Linked DNA regions of Homo sapiens: region 2 is linked to region 1. The links are chromatin loops, found by intact Hi-C in ENCODE. Cell type or tissue: Calu3. All regions are shown on one strand. Links, peaks and the distances in the headings refer to the core of each region. The heading gives the core; the rest is flanking DNA.

Evidence for each region. Hi-C counts contacts between places; a loop is a spot of excess contacts. Peaks named below come from ENCODE experiments on the same cell type or tissue, not always from the same donor. Only the 100,000 strongest peaks of a DNase experiment are listed, where the experiment ranks them.
Region 2: it touches region 1 in a loop (4-fold over the local background); 8 of 110 quality-filtered maps call a loop at or near these places.

What each region holds. Positions count from the first base shown.
Region 1 is chr15:48,965,039-48,967,958 of GRCh38, forward strand. No RefSeq gene overlaps it. Among named protein-coding and RNA genes, the nearest start is that of SHC4, 2.6 kb to the left of the region's middle. In Calu3, for the core only: a CTCF peak has its summit at 1,177; a DNase peak (open chromatin) is centred at 1,133.
Region 2 is chr15:48,350,945-48,353,864 of GRCh38, forward strand. No RefSeq gene overlaps it. Among named protein-coding and RNA genes, the nearest start is that of DUT-AS1, 21 kb to the left of the region's middle. In Calu3, for the core only: CTCF peaks have their summits at 1,710 (motif pointing left) and 1,917; a DNase peak (open chromatin) is centred at 1,707.

The DNA.
Region 1 (2,920 bases), core at 98-2,597:
TGCTTTCTTCCTCTCATTTTTCCTGCCTTCCCCTGGGTCCCTGGGTCCCTGTGTTGCTTCTGTTATGCTATGATGACCTCATTATATGCTCCCTTTAGAAAGTTACTTTACCTCTCCGTGCCTGAATGTCCTCATATGTTGGCAGCAGCCATCTAATGGGGTTGTTATGAGGGCTTACGAGGCCCAATGCTCCATACAGTGCCCATCTCACTAAGTACATGTGGGCAGTATGAAAAAATGGCCATTGGAACCAGAGCTACCTCCCCTTGAAGCTCATATTCTTAACCCTCACACTGCAGAGTTTACATCATTCTAGGCAACTAAAAAGAAAAATTAGTACAAAGTGGGAGAAGCTAAGAAACTCAACATTGTCCAAAGAAAACAATTTTTTAAATCAGGTGGGCCTGGAGAAGGCTGGAAAGGACATGGGCCTGCCTGGCTGATAGGAATCCTTACAGAGGTCTCATGACTGCAGGATGGGGTGTCCAGGGGAGCCAGCTCATCTAGGTAGGCACCATGCTGGCCAGACTCCAGGAGCCCAGACCAGCCTACATGCCTCAGAAAGTGCGAGTCCTGGGAGGGTTGGGGGTTGCGAAGTGGGACTAAGTAAGGTAAGAAAGCAGTCATGGCCATTGTGGGCTCCTTCTCTTCCCAAAGCCTAGAGACCTTGGCTGTCCTGGGTAGCTCTGCTACAGCGTTTTACGAGGGTGAAAGAGACCAGATCTGCAACTGGAAGTGGGGAATAGCCTCTAGGCTGAGCCTGCCCAGCTGGACCACTCTCTCAGTCCTAACAGCCCAAGAGAAGGCTCGTTGATTGAATTGCTTTTCATTCTAGGTAGATGGGTGGGTAAAGCAGATGGTTTGCTTTTTCCAGGGCATTAGAACATCCTCTTCAATTAGTCATGATTAAAATAATATTAATAAGAGCTACTATTTGTGGAACACCTGACAGTTTACCTACATTCTGGTTCAATTATTATAACAAATTGTGGATGCTTGGATTATGTTCCTCACTGCCTTACAGATATGAAAATGAGGCTGAGAGAAAGGGCAGTGACTTGTTCAAGGTGCTCCAGCTGTTGAGCAATGATCTTGGGATCCCTCTGGGCCTGATTGCAAAGCCTCTGCTGGCAGCCACTGTACTCTGCTGCCTCCCAGGGGACCAGAGAGCTCAAGTCTAGTTTCCAGGCCTATGATGGCTACAGGGCATCTTACTGCTTCCTAAAGCTCTGAGAAATGACTGGACAGGAAGATGAGCTGGGGATTTTTGGAGGTTCTAGGGTTGTTGGGAAGCCTACCCCTGAGCTGGCCCTCACAGATCAATGAGATCAGGGCTGGCAGAATATTTTCCTATCTATGGTTTTCCTGTATCTACCCCTCCAAAACCCCCAGGGAAAGTGTATTTAGCCCAAAGATCATTTATCAGAAGATAATACTAGACTAGATATCTCAGGAAACCTTTGTAACTGGGCCACTACCTACAAGCAGTATGCACTCAGCAGCAAAATGTAATTGGATGAACATTAATCTGGGAATTCCAGAACCAGCTGTGGGATTTTGAGTAAGTTATTTAACCTCTCTGAGACTTAGGTTTTGTATATGTAAAATGTGCACAATAATAATAACATCTGCTGAGCACTAACTCTAGATCAGGTCCTGAACTAAGTGTTTCACATTTAAGCCCCCCAGCAAGCCTATGCAGCAGGTGCTATCTGACATTTACTGACTTGCCCAAGTCACATAACCAGGAAGTGGTAGTTGTGGTGTAGAATCGAGCACTGACTCACTCCAAACTATGCCCTTAACCACTGTGATATGATCCAGTGTATATGAACCTAACTCCTACTGCATGCTCGATAAATGTTAGTTCTTGCTCCTTTCTCCTCCTTGGAAAGCATACCTATAAAATTCACCCTAAATACCTCACAAGTAACAACATGAATAATAGATAAGAAAAACCATTATTGTCATTAAATCATCTAAGAACCATGAATGCCTCATCATTGCCCTTGGAAAACAGAGTTCTGCTTAGACCCCAGCAGTATGCCTCCTTTACTCTGAGACATCCCCTCTCTAAAGGCACCTGCTAGGAAACAACATGTCAGCTTCTTAAGAGACATCCTATGCTGGCTGAGCTTCTTGAGTAGAACAGGCAGTTTCAAGGAAGACCTGGGTCAGGCTGGGTCATGCTACAATTAGCCAGGTCCAGGAGGAGGAGAGAAGAGAACCTGGCAAAAATGCCAGCCCAGTTTTGAAGATAATCCAATATGGAATTCGGGGTAGAGGAAGGTTGTGCTAGAGGATATGGGGAAGAGGAGAGAGAACAAGGCAGAAACATAATAACTCTGGGGGGCTGTAGGCCAATTGCTACTTTGGAACAAAGTGGAGCAGGTGGCATCTGAGTGTTATAGCACAAGGACTGTTACTTCATCCCTCCACTACAATTTCTACCATAAAGCAGGCCTACTAGCAAAGGATTTTCACTGAGCAATACCCACAATGAGTCTAACAGCCCATCAGCTGGGAATGAAAACATTGCTGAAGCTCTATTTTGGGGAAAAAATTCCACAAGAAAATATTTATATAAAGTTCTTGGTAGAGACCAAAATATCATTTTCAGGATGGGGAAATGAGATGGTGAAGAAGAATTGTATCTCTGAGAGTAAGGGCCTAGCCTCACAAAAATCATATCCCCCAAAGTTGTCATTAACTCTAGAAATAATCACCTTTTGCTTCCTGAACCCAATGTTTTCTGTTTTTTTCACAGTCTCCAGCCCTGTAGGTCAACAGTTTTCTGATGGCTGCTGTTGATCTCACACTCCTAGAACTAGGACCAGCTAAAAAAAAAATGAACAGGAAAACGGATATTTTCCTATCTGTTGAAAAGAAAATAATGTACCTGGGAAGGCTATGTAAAGAG
Region 2 (2,920 bases), core at 314-2,813, 610 kb before region 1:
TAATGGAGACTGAGTTTCACCATGTTGGCTAGGCTGGTCTTGAACTCCTGACCTCAGGTGATCCACCCGCCTCGGCCTCCCAGAGTGCTAGGATTACAGGTGTGAGCCACCATGCCAGGCTGACCTGGTCCTTTTAGCTGAGAAATACCATCTAGTATTATCATCCTAAGAAGAGAGCTGAAATGGGGAGGAGTAACTTCTCAAAAGGGAAGATAAAATGCCTTTTGTGAAAAGATGCTTCTCCACTGGAGATGGGTATGTAAGCAATGTTTTGATGTTGCTCTTTTTCTTACTGAAAAGGGAATGAAAAAATGGAAAAGAAATTATAACTGAAACAAATTTTCACTGGAAGAATTATCTCAAGAAGCATATGATTAAAAAATATTAAAAAGTCTTTCATGGCAACTAAACACATTTAAGTTGGGAAGATTCTAAAAGATCCAGGATATCTCATAAAGAGGATATCTCATAAAGAAAAAGTCTAATAACTACGAGAGCAAGATTAGAGAGAAGAGTTAAGATTAACAAACTACCGGCCGGGCGCGGTGTCTCACGCCTGCAATCCCAGCACTTTGGGAGGCCAAGGCAGGCAGATCACGAGGTCAGGAGATTGAGACCGTCCTGGCTAACACGGTGAAACCCTGTCTCTACTAAAGATACAAAAAATTAGCCAGTGTGGTAGTGGGCACCTGTAGTCCCAGCTACTCGGGAGACTGAGGCAGGAGAATGGCGTGAACCCGGGAAGCGGAGCTTGCAGTGAGCCGAGATCGTGCCACTGGCACTCCAGCCTGGGCGACAGTGAGACTCCGTCTCAAAAAAAAAAAAGATTACCAAATTACCAAATTATGTCTAGGTTTGATCATATGTTTTCAAAATGGGTTTACCTATGAGTAAAGAAACTTCTAGGAGAATATATATCAAAATGATGATATCTTTGGCTGTTGGAATTGTAGGTAATTTTTTCCTTTTTGCATGATCTATATTTTAACTTTTTTTTTTTTTTTTTTTTTTTCTGATACGGAGTCTTGCTCTGTCGCCCAGAGCTGGAGTGCAATGGTGCGATCTCGGCTCACTGCAACCTCTGCCTCTTGGGTTCAAGCAATTCTCCTGCCTCAGCCTCCTGAGTAGCTGGGATTATAGGTGTGCGCCACTATGCCCAGCTAATTTTTTTTGTATTTTTAGAGAGACAGGGTTTCATCATGTTGGCCAGGCTGGTCTTGAACTCCTGACCTCATGGTCTGCCCATCTCAGCCTCCCAAAGTGCTGGGATTAATTACAGGCATGAGCCACTGCGCCCAGCCTATTTTAACATTTTTTAAACATGAAAACTATATTACTTGACTAAGAAACGATTAAAATTTTATTATAAAATACTTTTGTTAAATTTGTATTGCATTTACTGCTTTAACAAATACTTTTAATATTGAAAATATATGGGAACATTATAAATTACAAATTTTGAAGTAAAAAATGAGCCTGATCTAATGAAAAAAATAGTAACTTTGGGAGTTTTACATCTGAGTTTAAGCTCTGTTCTTTTACTAACTAAAATATCTTCAATAAATAAAGTAAACTTCCAGATCCTCAATTTTTATCATAAAATAAAGAGAGTCGGTCGGATAATCTCGGTAGTCTTCTCCCCCTCTCCCGTTTTACGAATCTTGAATAAGACCAGACTGTACAGCCGTGGCAAATTACTGCCACCTGGTGGCAGTTATCTAAGGTGAGCTAGCTGTATTTAAGGGATAGAATCACCATCATTCATGCATACTTGTGTTTGCCTAGCATCTATGTGCCAGGCAAGTGTCAGCATTATTGTTTATCCAATTTAGTGTTTTTCTAGATGATGTAGGTGAAACAACCAAGACATAAGCTGTGACATGCTAGCTGTGTGACCTTAAGGACATCATCTAACCTCTTGAGTCTGCCTTTCCATCTGAAAAATAAAGTTAATAATATCCACCTTACATTATTAGAAGACCTAGAGATGATAGGTGTAAAGTATCTTACACAGTCCATGGCAAAAGTATTTAGTCAATAAATGGTAGTAGTTATCCTTAGGAAGGTTACCATCTGTAGCAGGGGAAATAAGACAAATATAGGCATCTGTGCAAATATAGGTAGTGTGACATATATGATGTGCATGAAAATACAAAGAGGGCATGAGGTATATTCAAGAAATGGCAAAACCAAAGTTCCAATGGACTGGAGTATAAAGGACATGTAGGGAATTGTTGGTAACTCTTCTGGAATGGTAGGTTGCAGATCTGCTCTAGAGGGTCCTAAACGTCAAGGAGGCAATGGCCAGTCACAGAAGAGTTTTGGACTAAGAATAATATCACTAGAGCTGAGCTTCAGCAATACTGATATTAATCAAATGTCTGACAATGAGGTTAAGAAGCCAGGTAATGAGCACAGAGGATGGCAAAAGAAAGGTGGGTGGAGACCGAGCGTGGTGGCTCACATCTGTAATCAAAGCACCTCGGGAGACTGAGGTGGGCAAATTGCTTGTGCCCAGGAGTTCAAGACCAGCCTAAGCAACATAGCGAAACCTAGTCTCTAAAAAAATTAGCCAGGCATGATGGCTCACACTTGTAGTCCCAGCTACTCGGGAGGCTGAGAGATGGGAAGATCACTTAAGCCCAGGAAGTTGAGGATGCAGACCTTTGGTAATTACCCCAGGCAACGAGGCTGTTTTACAATGCGGCATAATCATGCCACTGCACTCCAGCCTGGGCAACAAAGTGAGACTCTGTCTCAAAAAAAAAAAAAAAAAAGAAAAAAAAGAAAAGAAAAGAAAGAAAGATGGAAGCCAGGTGCAGTGACTCACGCCTGTAATCCCAGCACTTTGGGAGGCAGAGGCGGGTGGATCACAAGGTCAGGAGATCGAGACCATCCTGGCCAACATGGCGAAACCCCG